2 separate regions of the Homo sapiens genome follow, and region 1 is linked to region 2. The links are chromatin contacts, found by Hi-C or POLR2A ChIA-PET in ENCODE. All regions are on one chromosome and are shown on one strand. Each heading gives the region's core, a stretch centred on a gene start or an enhancer-like site at or near the end of the contact. The rest is flanking DNA. Distances are from core to core; before and after follow the strand shown.

The links. A loop is a pair of places that touch in the nucleus more often than their neighbours do. ChIA-PET counts read pairs that join two places held with the same protein, here RNA polymerase II (POLR2A). Pooled maps may share reads with other maps.
Region 1: a loop to region 2 is called in a map of endothelial cell of umbilical vein, with 5 times the contacts of the local background. The contact joins two enhancer-like sites. A Hi-C loop is called at or near these places in 4 of 168 maps with a recorded cell type or tissue (B cell, Calu3, K562 and 1 more), 4 of 37 single-sample maps with no recorded cell type and 10 of 50 pooled maps. POLR2A ChIA-PET finds 5 or more read pairs at or near these places in 4 of 52 experiments (IMR-90, OCI-LY7, Panc1 and 1 more).

Annotation. Positions count from the first base shown.
Region 1 is chr12:31,634,769-31,642,542 of GRCh38, forward strand. All of the region lies in intron 1 of LOC124902913 (a long non-coding RNA gene), which reads right to left. Among named protein-coding and RNA genes, the nearest start is that of ETFBKMT, 21 kb to the right of the region's middle. Within about 2 kb of position 1,728, at least 4 of the 41 ENCODE cell types and tissues checked have a DNase peak (open chromatin) inside an H3K27ac peak, as active enhancers do.
Region 2 is chr12:31,489,639-31,496,941 of GRCh38, forward strand. It overlaps DENND5B (DENN domain containing 5B), which reads right to left. Exons shown (of 21, transcript NM_144973.4): 2 at 6,172-6,281. Among named protein-coding and RNA genes, the nearest start is that of DENND5B-AS1, 97 kb to the right of the region's middle. Within about 2 kb of position 2,298, at least 5 of the 41 ENCODE cell types and tissues checked have a DNase peak (open chromatin) inside an H3K27ac peak, as active enhancers do.

The sequences.
Region 1 (7,774 bases), core at 478-2,977, 140 kb after region 2:
CTTTCCTTTTTTTTTCTTTTTCCTTTTCCTTTCCTTTCTTTTCCTTTCTTTTTTTGGAGACAGGGTGGGTCTCACTCTGTTGCCCAGGCTGGAGTGCAATGGTGCAATCTTAGCTCACTGCAACCTCTGCCTTCCTGGCTCAAATGATCCTCTTGTGCCTCCCGAGTAGCTGGGACTACAGGTGCCCACTACCATGTTCAGTGATTTTTTTTTTCCTGCAGTTTTTGTAGACAGGGTTTCATAATGTTCCCCATGCTGGAGATTTCTTTCTTTCTTTTTTTGAAAAACAAAAAACAAAAAAACAAAGTCTTGCTGTCGCCTAGGCTGGAGTGCAACGGCACAATCTTGGCTCACTTCAACCTCTGCCTCCCAGGTTCAAGCGATTCTCCTGCCTCAGCCTCCCGAGTAGCTGGGATTACAGGCTTCGTGCCACCCCGCCTGGCTGATTTTTGTATTTTTAGTAGAGATGGGGCTTCACCATGTTGGCCAGGCTGGTCTCAAACTCCTAACCTCAGGTGATCCACCCACCTCGGCCTCCCAAAGTGCTGGGATTACAGGCATGAGCCACCATGCCCAGCCTTTTAAATTTATTTTAAAAATAAACGTATTTCTTACAGTTCTGGAGGTTTGAAAGTCCACAGCTGTTGGGCTGCATCTGGTGAGGGCCTTCTTACCGCAGCATAACATGACAGAGAGCATGACAGGGCAAGAGGCCATTTTCTTGTCTGAGAGTTTGATTTAGTCTAGAATCTGACCCCATCTTGACATAAACACCACTGGCTCAGATAAATATTAAGTGCAACAGTTTACCTAATTTAGTTATTTATTTGTATTCTTTTATTTTTATTTTATTTATTGAGAGGGGTTTTGTCATGTTGCCCATGCTGGTCTTGAACTCCTGGACTCAAGCGATCCTCTCACTTTGGCCTCCCAAAGTGCTGCGATCATAGGCTTGAACTACCGCGTCCAGCTAGTTTATCTAATTTAAAGACATCAAAATCTAAAGTCAGATTCTTACTTAGATTTGGTGTTTCAGATTTCAAAGAGATGAGATGTCACCAGATAAAAACTACTAGGTGGTAACCAGGCGTGGTGGCTCACGCCGTAATCCCAGCACTTTGGGAGGCTGAGGCGGGCGGATCACGAGGTCAGGAGTTCAAGACCAGCCTGGCCAACATGGTGAAACCCCGTCTGTACTAAAAATACAAAAAAAATAGCTGGGCATGGTGGCAGGCACCTGTAATCCCAGCTACTCGGGAGGCTGAGGCAGGAGAATCATTTGAACCCAGTAGGTAGAGATTGTAGTCAGACGAGATCTCACCATTGCACCCCAGCCTGGGCGACAGGGTGAGACTCTATCTCAAAAAAAAAAAAAACAAAAAACGACCAGGTGGCTCACGCCTGTAATCCCAGCACTTCGAGAGGCCAAGGTGGACCGATTGCTTGAGCTCAGAAGTTCAAGATCAGCCTGGGCTACATAGTGAAACCCTGTCTCTAAAACAAACAAACAAACAAACAAACAAAAAACAAACAAACAAAGCTTAGCTGGGCGTGATGGCGCATGCCTTTAGCCCCAGCTACTCAAGAGGCTGAGGAGGGAGGATCACTTGAGCCTGGGAGGCAGAGGCTGCAGTGAGCTATGATCGTGCCACTGTACCCCAGCCTGGGTGAGAGAGTCCCTATCTCAAAAAAATAAAACCAAAAAACTACTGGGGCCACGTCAGAACTGAAAGAGTTCTGCAGGCCCTTCAGAGAAAGGAGAAGTGAGAGTCAATTAACCTCAAGATTACATTTAAAAGCATTTTCCTCTTTAGTATAGAGGTGTGTTAAAAAAAAAAAAAGCATTTATACGAGGTATGTGAGGTATGTTAGTGAAACAGCAAAAACCTAATTATATCCTAAATAACTGGCACGCTCTAGGTTACAAATAGCAATTTGTAAAAGACCCATTGAATGAACACATTAAACAGCAGGTTGCTTATTCCTTCTCAAACCGCACTAAAAAATTCCTCTCTCGCATGTGTAGGTCCCAGAGCCAGACAGTTATGAGATGATGGTGCCCCCTGGTGGCCAATGTGGGGAGCCACCCGGCCAGGCGTGCTTCCTGGCTTTGTGCCAGCCATGCCTTTATTCTTTGGTTGGTTGGTTGGTTGGTTGGTTAGTTGGTTGGTTGGTTGGCTGGTTGAGACAGAGTCTTGCTCTGTCGCCCAGGCTGGAGTGCAGTGGCGATTTCGGCTCACTGCAACCTCCGTCTCCGAGGTTCAAGCAATTCTCCTGCCTCAGCCTCCGGAGTAGGTAGGACTACAGGCGCCCACCATCAAGCCCGGCTAATTTTTGTATTTTTGGTAGAGACGAGGTTTCACCATATTGGCCAGGCTGGTCTTGAACTCCAGACTTCAAGTGATCCACCCGCCTCTGCCTCCCAAAGTGCTGGGATTACAGGCATGGGCCACCGTGCCCGGCCAGACCATGCCTTTACTTTTGCACATATGCACAGTATTTCTGAAAATCAAGTGAAAAAGTTGGATTTATATACTCTATGTGAGTTTACATGTTATGGGGATTTCCATTTCCAGAGAATTAAAATGGATAATCAAATGTTTAATTTCATTTCACAATTTTCAAATATTTCTTTCCTTCCCTCCCTCCTTCCTCTCTTTCTTTTTTCTTTCTCTTTCTTTCTTTCTTTCTTCTCTTCCTTTTTTTTTTTTCTTAGACAGAGTCTCACTCTGTCGCCCCAGCTGGAGCTCAGTGGTGCAATCTCGGCTCACTGCAACCTCTGCCTCTCAGGTTCAAGTGATTCTCCTGCCTCAGCCTCCTGAATAGCTGGGACTACAGGCCTGTGCCACCATGCCCAGCTAATTTTTGTATTTTTAGTAGAGACAGGGTTTCACTATGTTGGCCAGGCTGGTCTTGAACTTCTGACCTCAGGTGATCCACCCATCTCAGCCTCCCAGAGTGCTAGGATTACAGGCGTGAGCCACTGTGCCGGGGCAGCAGGCCTTTCTTGACTGCAGATTTTCTAATACATGAAAACAGCCACCAATTGCAAAAATATATTAATTTTCGACAGGTACAAAAGGCACTTTGTGAATATCAGTATGCAGTTGGGTACACTTATCCGGAATTAAACCTGTCTCTCCTGGAGCTACATGCCACAGGCATCTCACACAGGGGCCGCTGTTCTGGAACACTCCTGTGAGCCAATAAAGGATCAACAGCTTCTCTTCAGGCCAGGCGCAGTGGCTCACACCTGTAATCCCAGCACTTTGGGAGGCCGAAGGGGGCGGATCACCTGAGGTTAGGAATTAGAGACCAACCTGGCCAACATGGTGAAACCCTGTCTCTACTAAAAATACAAAAATTAGCCAGGTGTGGTGGCGGGCGCCTGTAATCCCAGCTACTCAGGAAGCTGAGGCAGGAGAATCACTTGAACCTGGGAGGCGGAGGTTGCAGTGAGCTGAGATCGCACCACTGCACTCCAGCCTAGGAAACAGGAGTGAGACTCCATCTTAAAAAAAAAAAAAAAAAAAAAAAGCTTCTTTTCAAGAAAAAGCCATCCAGTGAATGGGTACCACTCACAAAATGAAGTTACTGTTTTTTTTTTTGTTTTTCGTTTTTTGAGACGGAGTCTCTCTCTGTCGCCGAGGCTGGAGTGCAGCGGCGCAATCTTAGCTCACTGCAAGCTCCGCCTCCCGGGTTCACGCCATTCTCCTGCCTCAGTCTCCCGAGTAGCTGGGACTACAGGCGCCTGCCACCACACCCGGCTAATTTTTTTTTTTTTTTTTTTTGTATTTTTAGTAGAGACGGGGTTTCACCATGTTAGCCAGGATGGTCTCGATCTGCTGACCTCGTGATCTGCCCGTCTCGGCCTCCCAAAGTGCTGGGATTACAGGCGTGAGCCACCACGCCCGGCCTTAATATTAAGCTTGTTTTGCTATAGAGTTGAAACTAATTTGTTTGCAGATTGGGCACAAACTCTCTCCCCCTGCAAAACCAAATTGTTCGGTAAGCCATGAGTTACCTCTTTCATCGACCTCAGGCTTATTTTGGCATATTCAATAGGCTGATTTAAGCCTTTGGAGCCACTTCTATAAGTAGTCTGTAAGAAATAACACACCTTAGCTGGGCGCGGTGGCTCATGCCTGTAATCCCAGCACTTTGAGAGGCTGAGGCAGGCGGATCATGAGGCCAGGCGTTTGAGACCAGCCTTACCAACATGAGGAAACCCCGTCTCTACTAAAAATACAAAAATTAGCCGGGCGTGATGGCACGTGCCTGTAATCCCAGCTACTCGGAATGCTGAGGCAGGAGAATCCCTTGAACCCGGGAGGTGGAATTTGAAGTGAGCCGAGATTACGCGCCACTGCACCCCAGTCTGGGGGACAGAGACAGACTCCGTCTCCAAAAAAAAAAAACCACACACACAAAAAAGAAATGAGTATCTTCCTTCTCCAATGCACCAAAGGGATACCAGTCACTATTCCTTTTCTTTCTACACTGAAGCTAAGAAATGCCTTTTTCAGTTAATCCACAAACAAATGATTAACATCCCTACTTTTTTTTTTTTTTTGAGATGGAGTTTCGCTCTTGTTGCCCAGGCTGGAGTACAGTGGCGTGATCTCGGCTCACTGCAACCTCTGCCTCCCCGGTTCAAGTGATTCTCCTGCCTCAGCCTCCTGAGTAGCTGGGATTACAGGCATGTGCCACCACGCCTGGGTAATTTTGTATTTTTAGTAGAGACGGGGTTTCTCCATGTTGGTCCGGCTTGTCTCAAACTCCCGACCTCAGGTGATCCACCTGCCTTGGCCTCCCAATAACATCCCTACTTTAGGCTACACCATATATAATGAGTTTAGTTGGTTAATGGCTACCCAAATTCAAGTAGTAAGCAAAGTACCTTTATGCCTTGAGAGGCATGAAAACAGCAGCCTCCAGGCTGAAATATATAACATGGATGGCTGCCACCCAACCAACGCAATCAAACCCTCCCCTTAACTGATCAGATGTGGATAGGACAGCAAAATACATCTCTAAGATTGGGTGCCCATTCCTCTCCTTGGGGATGGTTATGAGCATGTGAGTCTCACAGTTGACCATATCCACCTTACAGTTGGACTGGACAATACACTTGAGACTGTCCTTATCTCCCAGGTGTCCTTACACATCTAGATTCCCTCCCCACCAATTGGGAAACAGTGACAGCCCGTCATAGACAGAAAAAGTGGGCTTCTTGGTGATTTTATTCTATGGCTGTCTTCTCTCCTCAAGCAGTGGCTATAGATGTTGAATTACAAGTAGAAGCCCTGGCAAAACACACAGCTGCAGCTTTTATTTATTTATTTTTGAGAGGGAGTCTCGCTCTGTCACCCAGGTTGAAAAGCAGTGGTGCCATCTCGGCTCACTGCAAACTCCACCTCCCAGGTTAGCCTTAGCCTCCTGAGTCGCTGGAACAACAAGCGTGCGCCACCACACCTAGCCAATTTTTGTTTTTTTAGTAGAGACAGGTTTTCACCACGTTGGCCAGGCTGGTCTCTAACTCCTGAACTCAAGTGATCCACCTGCCTCAACCTCCCAAAGTGCTGGGATTATAGGTGTGAGCCACCAGGCTCAGCCCACTGTAGCTTTCAATAATACTCATCAGGGCCAGCAGCGGTGGCTCACGCCTGTAATCCCAGCACTTTGGGAGGCCGAGGTGGGCGGATCACGAGGTCAGGAGATCAAGACCATCCTGGCTAACATGGTGAAACCCCGTCTCTACTAAAAATACAAAAAATTAGCCAGGCATGGTGGCGGGCGCCTGTAGTCCCAGCTACTCGGGAGGCTGAGGCAGGAGAATGGTGTGAACCTGGGAGGCAGAGCTTGCAGTGGGCTGAGACCACACCACTGCACTCCAGCCTGGGGAACAGAGCGAGACTCCGTCTCAAAAAAAAAAAAATACTTACCAGGCTATCACCCTTCTGACAGAAGAGACTTACCAAATAAGACAAATGGCTCTACAAAACTGTATGGCTTTAGACATTTTAACTGCAGCCCAAGGGGGAATTTTTGCCCTGATCAAAACTGAATGTTGTATTTATATTCCTGAGTATTCCCATAATGTATCCCAGGCTATGAGTTCCTTGGAAACTCACATTACAGCATTAATTCTCTGTCTCAAGGCCCCATAATGGCCTGGTTTGTTAGCTATCCAGTACTTGGAAAGCATTTCTTTTCAGCATGCTTGGTATTGTAATACTCGTTATTATAAATTGCTGTGCTTTTTACTTCTGTTGCACTTGTGTAGGTTTGCAAGATAAAATAGCTCAGCAACTTCTTTGCCCATCTATTTACTCATTTCATATTTTACCTTTATAGGAACTATTGGGACATTGCTCAAGCAAGGAACCACCTGGCTCCCTGAGGAGGCTCACTGCATGCTTTCGTGAAAGGACCCTGTCCCAGCAATCGATGTCCACTATCAGCAGGAAGAAGTTACAGAAGAATGACCTTCACCCTCCTCTCCTCTTAAAATTAAGGGCTCTCTTAGCTGGGCATAGTGGCGCATGCTTGTAATCCCAGATACTTGGGAGGATGAGGCACGAGAATCACTTGAGCCCGGGAAGCAGAGGCTGCAGTGAGCCAAGATCGCACCACCACACTCTAGCCTGGGTGGCAGAGCGAGACCCTGTCTCAAAAAAACAAAACAAAACAAAAAGATTAAGGGTTCCCTCAAAATTAGTGGGGGTAATGTTAGGGAACCAGGAGCCTAGGAGGGCCAGAGTAGCACCATTTTAAGTTCAGCTCCATCTTGAGAAATAGTAAAGCCCATTCTCTGCTGGTCACGACCCACATTCATGGGCTGTTTACAGTGGAAGAAACAGCCTAAAGATACCTACAAGGACACACTCCTACTACAGCCAAGAGTCCAGATGTCCAATACCCATAACAATCTCTGTTTTCAAGATAATAATAGTTTTGCTTTGATGTATCCACACACTAGAATGTCAAGGCCAGTTTTCTTTAAATCAGTAGTCATACATTCTGTCATGCTGTCTGCTCACCCACACGTGGACACAGCTTAGCTTAGCCTTTATATAGACAAGATCTCTAGAGAAGAAAAACAAAAAACAAAGTCGAGGCGTTCCTCCTCTTGCTTTCTGAGGATGCCCTACTCTAACAGTGTAGTTTCTAATAACGTTGCTTCTTTCACTGCACTCTGTGACTCGTTTTGAAGTCCCTCCTGCTCGAGATCCAAGAACGTTCTCTTGGGGTCTGGATAGAGATCCCTTTTCCGGTAACACGATCATTGAAGGTATAGAGGTCCCGGACTGCTGGGAATATTTTATATTTCCTTTTGAAGACTCTCCATCCTGCCCTTATTTCTTAAAGCTGAGTTAATTCCATTGCACATAATTTATTTCTCCCTCCTGTATACATATCTTCCTTTTGTCCTCTTCTGTCGCTTTTAATACCGTGTGGAGGTGCAAAACCCCTTCTAGTAATGGCTGGGGAAAAAAAGTCATGTAAGTCCCAGGGTGAAATAAGACTTTCTAAAAAAAATACTTGAGTCTCAACCTCTAAAACCTTTCAAGTACCCCGATATTTCTTTTCATCTTGTCACAAATTTTTATATTCCTCTTCATCCTGTTAAAATCTCCCCTGTTTTTCTTAAATTACCACCTTTCAAGGTAAATAAAACGCTGCTGGTTCTCTTTTTATCAGTGTGCCATTTAATTTTCGGTTATTACAATAGAATGGTCTTAAATTTGTCTTTAAACTGAAAACATGCAAC
Region 2 (7,303 bases), core at 1,048-3,547:
AATGAATAAGAGACACTGCTCCTGTTCTCATGGTGCTTACATTAAGCACGAGATACACAGTTGACTACTAGCTAAGTAATTGGTTAACTGCAACTGAGATAGGTGCTACAAAAAGGTATACAAGGTACTAAGAGAACCTAAGGTGACCTGAGTGCTGGGAAGACGGTGGAAGGTGATGGTCAGGAGCAGCTTCTCTATATAAATGTTTACAGTGAAGTCTGAAGGAATAGTAAGAATTCACTAGGTGAAGGAGAGGTGGAAGAGCCTTCCAGAGAGAAGGAACAGCAGAAGCAGAAGCTATAGTATGAGGAATGAAATGGACAGGTTACTGCAGGAGTCCAGGTAAGAGATCTTGATGGTTTGGACCAAGGTGAGTATACGGAACAGAGAGAAGTAGACAGATAACTGATTATATATGGGAGAGGGTGAGTAAGTGAGAACTTTCAGGGTGATGTGTACATTGTTGGACTTGGCAAGTAGGTGGATGGTTGTACCATTCACTGACAAAAGACTGGTGGGACGAATAATGAATTCAGTTTTGGATATGTTGCATTTGAGATGCCAGTGAAATATTCTAGCTGCAATGTTAAGGAAACGGGCGAGAGGATGGGGGTGGCGGGGGCAAAAGGGTCTTCCAGCAATGGTCCTCCAGCAATGAAAGCCCCATTCCTATAATTTTACTGTGAGATATGGCTAGGCATCGTGGATCACACCTGTAATCCTAGCACTCTGAGAGGCCGAGGTGGGCAGATTGCTTGAGTCCAGGAGTTCGAGAGTAGCCTAAGCAACATAGCCAAACCCCGTCTCCTCAAAAAGTACAAAAATTAGCCAGGCGTGGTGGTGCACACCTGTAGTCTCAGCTACTTGGGGGGCTGAGGTGGAGGATCGCTAGAGCATGGGAGGTCAAGGCTGCAGTGAGCCAAGATTGCACCAGTGCACTCCAGTCTGGATGACAGAGTCAGAACCTGTCTCAAGAAAAAAAAAAAATTTTATTGTGAGCTTGAACCTAAACTTGGCTCAAAATGAGGGCTTATCTTCATTCTAATGTCAAACCTATGAATGTAATTTGGGATTATCCATTTCAAATTCAAGTAATTGCTAAGTCTACAAAAAGTATATATAGCCCTTTTTCCTTTTACTCTTACAAGATAAGCATCTGAATAGGTTTCTTCAGCCAACCTTTCACCGTTTACTCTTTGCTCTTCATTCCACTATATCCTTCTTTGTAATCAAAGTTAACAGCAAATTATAAAGTAAGAGCTTTATAATAGTTATTACTCTTTTGTTACCTAAAATATATTTATGATGTTTCATTAGGACAGACATAAAAAATAGAATCCTTATATTTTCATACAGTTTGCTTAAAAGTTATTGACCATGTTTTCTTCCTATGAATTCTTAGGTACAACACAGGCTTAAAGATAAGATCTATCAACTAGAATATTACATAGTCATGGATGCCAATAAGCAGATTACCTCAAAGAGATGTGAAAGTGGGGTGGGGGACCTTCAGCTCTGTTTGCAATGCTTTATTTCATTTAAAATGAAATGCAGACCAGGCACAGTGGCTCACAGAGGTCGAGGCGGGCAGATCACTTGAGGCCAGGAGTTTGAGACCAGCCTGGCCAACATAGGGAGACCCCGTCTCTACCATAAATACAAAAATTAGCCAGGCGTGATGGTGCGCGACTATAATCCCAGCTACTCAAGAGGCTGAAGCATGAGAATCACTTGAACACCGGAGGCAGAGGTTGTAAGTAAGCCAAGATTGCACCACTGAACTGCCAGGGTGACAGAGTGAGACTGTCTCAAATAAATTAATTAATTTAATTAAATGTACTGCACTCCAATCTGGGAGACAGAGTGAGACTGTGGAAACAAGGGAAAGAAAGAAAAGAAAGCAAAGAAAGGGAGGAAGGGAAAGGGAAAGGAAAGGAAATGTAGAGCTCTGAAGCAAACATGTCAATGTTGACATATGTTAGTTCTAGGTGATTAATACATACATTGACTGTTTATTGTATTGTTCTTTCTGTTCTGTGATATTTACTTTTTTTCATAAAAATCTCTGATCAGCAACTGAGGAAAAAAAACTAATTCAGGAATTATTTCACCTGTCACTTGTATTTATTTTCTATTTTATTTGCACTGTACTCATACACATTAAACATTTTATTTAACAAAGTTCACTGCTTTGGGTACTTAATTTATGTATGAAATTAATGACCTTTTATTCAAAGCACTACTGTTGTTAGAGGAATGACTAATATTACAGAAGGTGATGACTCACTGCGGTGGAATTTTGCTAAAGGCAAGACAAAGCTTTATATCTTTAGGTGGGAATAAATTACAGCTTCATACAAACGCACTTACTAGTAAATCAAAGAGGAAATTAAAGGCAGTAAATCTGTGACCCGAATGCAAACTACTTTAATGGGATGCTTTTCAGAGATTTTCCAGGAGTACAAGCAAATCCTTTTAGATTTGCAGCAATAAAAAAAATGCTATGTGGTGCTTAACCATCAAAACACAGCCTTTGCGATTATTCTTCAGGGGGAAACTTTTGCTGCTTACATAAAATAACCTCAGGGGCAAGGAGTAAAGAAAATATCAAAGATCAAGGAAGCTGATAATTACTTTAAAGATTAATGTTTTGCAGATAGAGGCAAAAGCTATCATGGATATCTCACTATTAATTCATTCAAATGATTAAAAGAAAGAAAACACATGAAGGGTGGCATTTTGTTCCAAATGACTGTGGATTCATATAGTAAGAACGTACTTGTACCCAGGCCCCAGTGATCCTCCCACCTCAGCCTCCAGAGTAGCTGGGACCACAGGCATGGTGCCACCACACCCAGCTATTTCTTTTTTAATTTGTAGAGACAGGGCCTCCCTATGTTGCTTAGGCTAGAACCTCACTTTGAATACCATTCTGATTTCTCACAGAATAAGTTATATTTTGAAATATCTTACTAATTTAAGAAGATTAAGTATTGTGATCTATTCATATTCTTATCCAGTTTTCCACTGCTTGATTTAAACACTCTTTTCCTAAATGCCTTTCTATTAATTTGCTGCATAAGCAGCTCATAAGTTATTTTTTTGTCACTGCTGTTCAACTATTTTAGTCAGATGCTTGTCTGGACTCTTCCAAGTCTTATAAAGATAACTAACAGTTGTGTTCTACATAATATCTATAGTAGAGTCTTCACCAAAGATGACGCTAGGCATCTACAATATTAACTTCCAGCAAAATGGCATCTCTGATTATTTTAGTATTGTATAACAGTTTAGGAAAATAACCACATTGTACTCTGTAAGGAATCAAAGTCAAAGTGCCAAGTGCTTTAGGCATTTGTCCTTACAAATAGCACCATGCTATCCCCTCCCTAGAGCGAGCCCAGGCTGGAAAGAGTTTACTGTGATACAAAAATATCACAAAGGGTCCAGTGTGACCCATAACATTTCCAGTGTAGATCAAAACTCAGTTACACAGTTTTTCTTTTGGGAAGGCAGCAAGGCAGTTGAGAAAAAAAGTGAGCTAGAGAGTAAAAATGATCTGGATTTAATTTCTGAGTCTTACTGCCTAACTTTGGGCAAATTACTTAACCTTTGAAAATATAAGAATTCTCACTGGGTACATGTAAACATGTATGTGAAAATAACATACATAAAGTACTCTAGCAGGCATCTAGTGAATATTAATTTCCTTCTGTTAGATTATCAGGTTATAATGGAGTCTTTTAACAATATCTTTAAAATACTAAAAAAGAGGCCGGGTGCAGTGGCTAACGCCTGTAATCCCAGCACTTTGGGAGGCTGAGGCGGGTGGATCACTAGAGGTCAGGAGTACAAGACCAGCCTGGCCAACATAGCAAAACCCCATCTCTACTAAAAATGCAAAAATGAGCCAGGTGTGGTGGGATGTGCTCATAATACCAGCATTCTGGGAGGCTGAAGGAGGGCAGATCACTTGAGGTCAGGAGTTCAACACCAGCCTGGCCAATATGGTGAAACCCTGTCTCTACTAAAAATACAAAAGATTAGCTGGGCATAGTGGTGTGCGCCTGTAATCTCAGCTACTCGGGAGGCTGAGGCAGGAGGATTGCCTGAACCCAGGAGGTGGAGGTTGCAGTGAGCCAAGATTGTGCCACTGCACTCCAGCCTGGGTGACAGAGCGAGACTATCTCAAAAACAAAAACAAAAACCAAACAAAACAACTCAAAAATAGCAATGGCTATCACTGTGTCTCAGTTCACCTTTAATCATTTCTGTATCTTTTTTATTTTTTTCCCATTCTTACGTATATACCCAATTCATTTCTATATCTATCATGCCTGCTACCTCCTTACTTTGGGGCCCCCTGAATTATATAATCATAGAGTTTATGAACATCTCAAATATTATTCAGGCTTCTAAGAAGAGCCCTTCCTAAATAATCTGAAAACTATGACCTACTTTATTTCTAAGACCCTCTCAAGGTTGACTATCTCTCTATCTTCTATCTATCTATCTATCTATCTATCTATCTATCTATCTATCTATCCATCCATCCATCCATCCACCTACCTACCTACCTACCTCTACCTACCTACCTACCTACCTACCTACCTACCTATTTTGAGACAGGGTCTTGCTATGGTGCCCATTCTGGTCTCAAACTCCTGGGCTCAAGCAGTCACACTGCCTCAACCTCCTGAGTAGCTGGGCTTATAGATGCACAACATCATGCAGGGATAAAAGAGACATTTAATCAGCACTGGTAACTCATTATGAGGCAGGAGAACAGGGTCTGGAGGCAGGGAACCTAAGGCCGATTCATGCTGACTTTCTAGAACTAAATCAAAAGGAAAACCCCAACTTTCCATGCCCAAGTAGCAAAAGGACCAGTGGCTACTCCCTTTGTACCTTCCCCCTACCCTTTTTCTGCATGACAGACTAAAAACTGAAAGTACCTCTGATTGTTTCCTTCCCACAACCAATCAGGATGGTCGTGGGCCAAGTCTTCATTTGCATAGGAGTGTAACTTTGTAACTTCACTTCAGCCTCTGATTGGTTGTATGTTTGTGTAGGGTGTAACTTTGCTTCAGCTTCTGATTGATATCCTCCCACAACCAAACAGACTGATCGTGGGCCATTACTTCATTTACATAGAGTGTACACTAAGTAACCAATGGAAAACCTCTAGAGGGTATTTAAACCTCAGAAAATTCTATAATGGGCTCTTGAGCTGCTTGCTCGGGCCTGCTCCCACCCTGTGGATTGTACCTTCATTTTTAATAAATCTCTGCTTTTGTCGCTTCATTCTTTCCTTGCTTTGTTTGTATGTTTTGTCCAATTTTTTGTTCCAGACACCAAGAAGCTGGACTCCATCCACCGGTAACAATAATACAAATTCAGATTTCTACTGTACCTAAATAACGCAATTAAGTTGCTTTTCATCTTTACACTGTCTGTAAAAATGACAAATTATAGGCCTACCATACAATATTCCTTGAAACATGAGAACTGTAATCAGGCTCTTTCCATCAGGCTCCTCTCAGGCCAATAAAGTAATATCACTGTTTATCAAAGCTTCTACATATTAATACAAATGCACAACACAGTTTAATAGTAGGAAACTAAAATGGGCTTTTAGGATCTATTGTATAAACTTATTAACTATGGAAACCCTGGGCAAGTAACTTGCTTCTCTGAGCTTCTGCTTCCAGATCTTTAAAATGAGGAGAGTATCACATTTCTTTTTTTTTCTTTTTTTGAGACAGAGTCTCGCTCTGTTGCCCAGGCTGGAGTGCAGTGGCGTGATCACGGCTCACCACAACCTCCGCCTCCTGGGTTCAAGTGATTCTCCTGCCTCAGCCTCCCGAGTAGCTGGGATTACAGGCATGTGCCACCACACCTGGCCAATTTTTGTATTTTTAGTAGAGACGGGGTTTCACTATGTTGGTCAGGCTGGTCTTAAACTGACCTCAGGTGATCCACCTGCCTCGGCCTCCCAAAGTGCTGGGATTACAGGTGTGAGCCACCACACCCGGCCTCACATTTCTTATAAAATCACTTAAAGAATAAATGAAATGAAATAAGGTAGACATTCAAAATACAGTCACTACCTTCATATTAATAAAGTGAAAACAAGGCTAAAGAGTAAATGAGGGGAAAAAAAACACATACCATGTTCACCGCATCTTGATCAAAAGGGTTCCATTCTATATTCTGAGGATAGTGGGCGAGAACTTTGGATTTGAATGTTCTTCTCAAAGGACTCTGGTCAAAATTTTCGCCTACAACAAATAATACATAGTTAATATCTAGAACTTTTCCAAAAGCATGTCATAGTTTTCTATTTATTTTATAGTCCTACTACTGACTGATAATGTTGAGATCTGATTCAATTTCTGCCTCTAACCATCTGTATTGTAAAATCCCGATGGACAACTAAAAAACTGTTAACAACAGAGCAGCATTTAAAACTTCAGAATCTGAATTTTAAAATCCTGGCTACTCAACTGATACTAAAAATCAAAATATGGTAATATAATCATTGCTGTAACCTAATTATGGTCCACATTTCAGTGTGTGGTAATAATAAACTATATGAAAACATTTACTTCAGAAAAGAAAAGTCTTACATTAAGCTAATCATATGTCTTATGATCCTAAAATTTTATACACACTTAGACCCCCATGCTACAGTGCTCAAAGGAAGCAATTTTGCTTGAGTTTCCACAAAAATCTCTGAGAAATGTGATTGCATATCCAGGTTCTCCAGTAACAAAATTAACAGAATTAGAAACATCATTGCTGAGTCATCCTGTTTAGTAGACAGAACACATTAAACATACTAACCTTTTAAAATAAATGAGCTATCCTAAGTTAAATTCATTATCTGGCAAAATTCTGGAAACATAAAAGTAGGCTACATTTTAATTACTAAGAAAATTCAGGCCAGGCACAGTAGCTCATGCCTGTAATCCCAGAACTTTGGGAGGCTGAGGTAGGAGGATTGCTTGAGCCCAGGAATTTGAAACCAGCCTGGGCAACATGGTGAGACCCCGTTTCTTTTCTTCCTATTTTTTTTTTAATAAATTTTTTAAAAAGTAAAACATTGAAAATTCAATAATAGCTATCAGATTAGTTTTTTTAACCTCCTCAACCAGAGTAATTCCCTTAAGACCTATTATCCCTAAATGTTTTAGTTTCATGAAATATTTTAAGGTAGACGGATCTTAAATTCCCAATGTCAAAAATTTGGGATCAAGGAACTAGAAGATCTTGCAACAATTTTATTGTGTTGTGTGTTTTC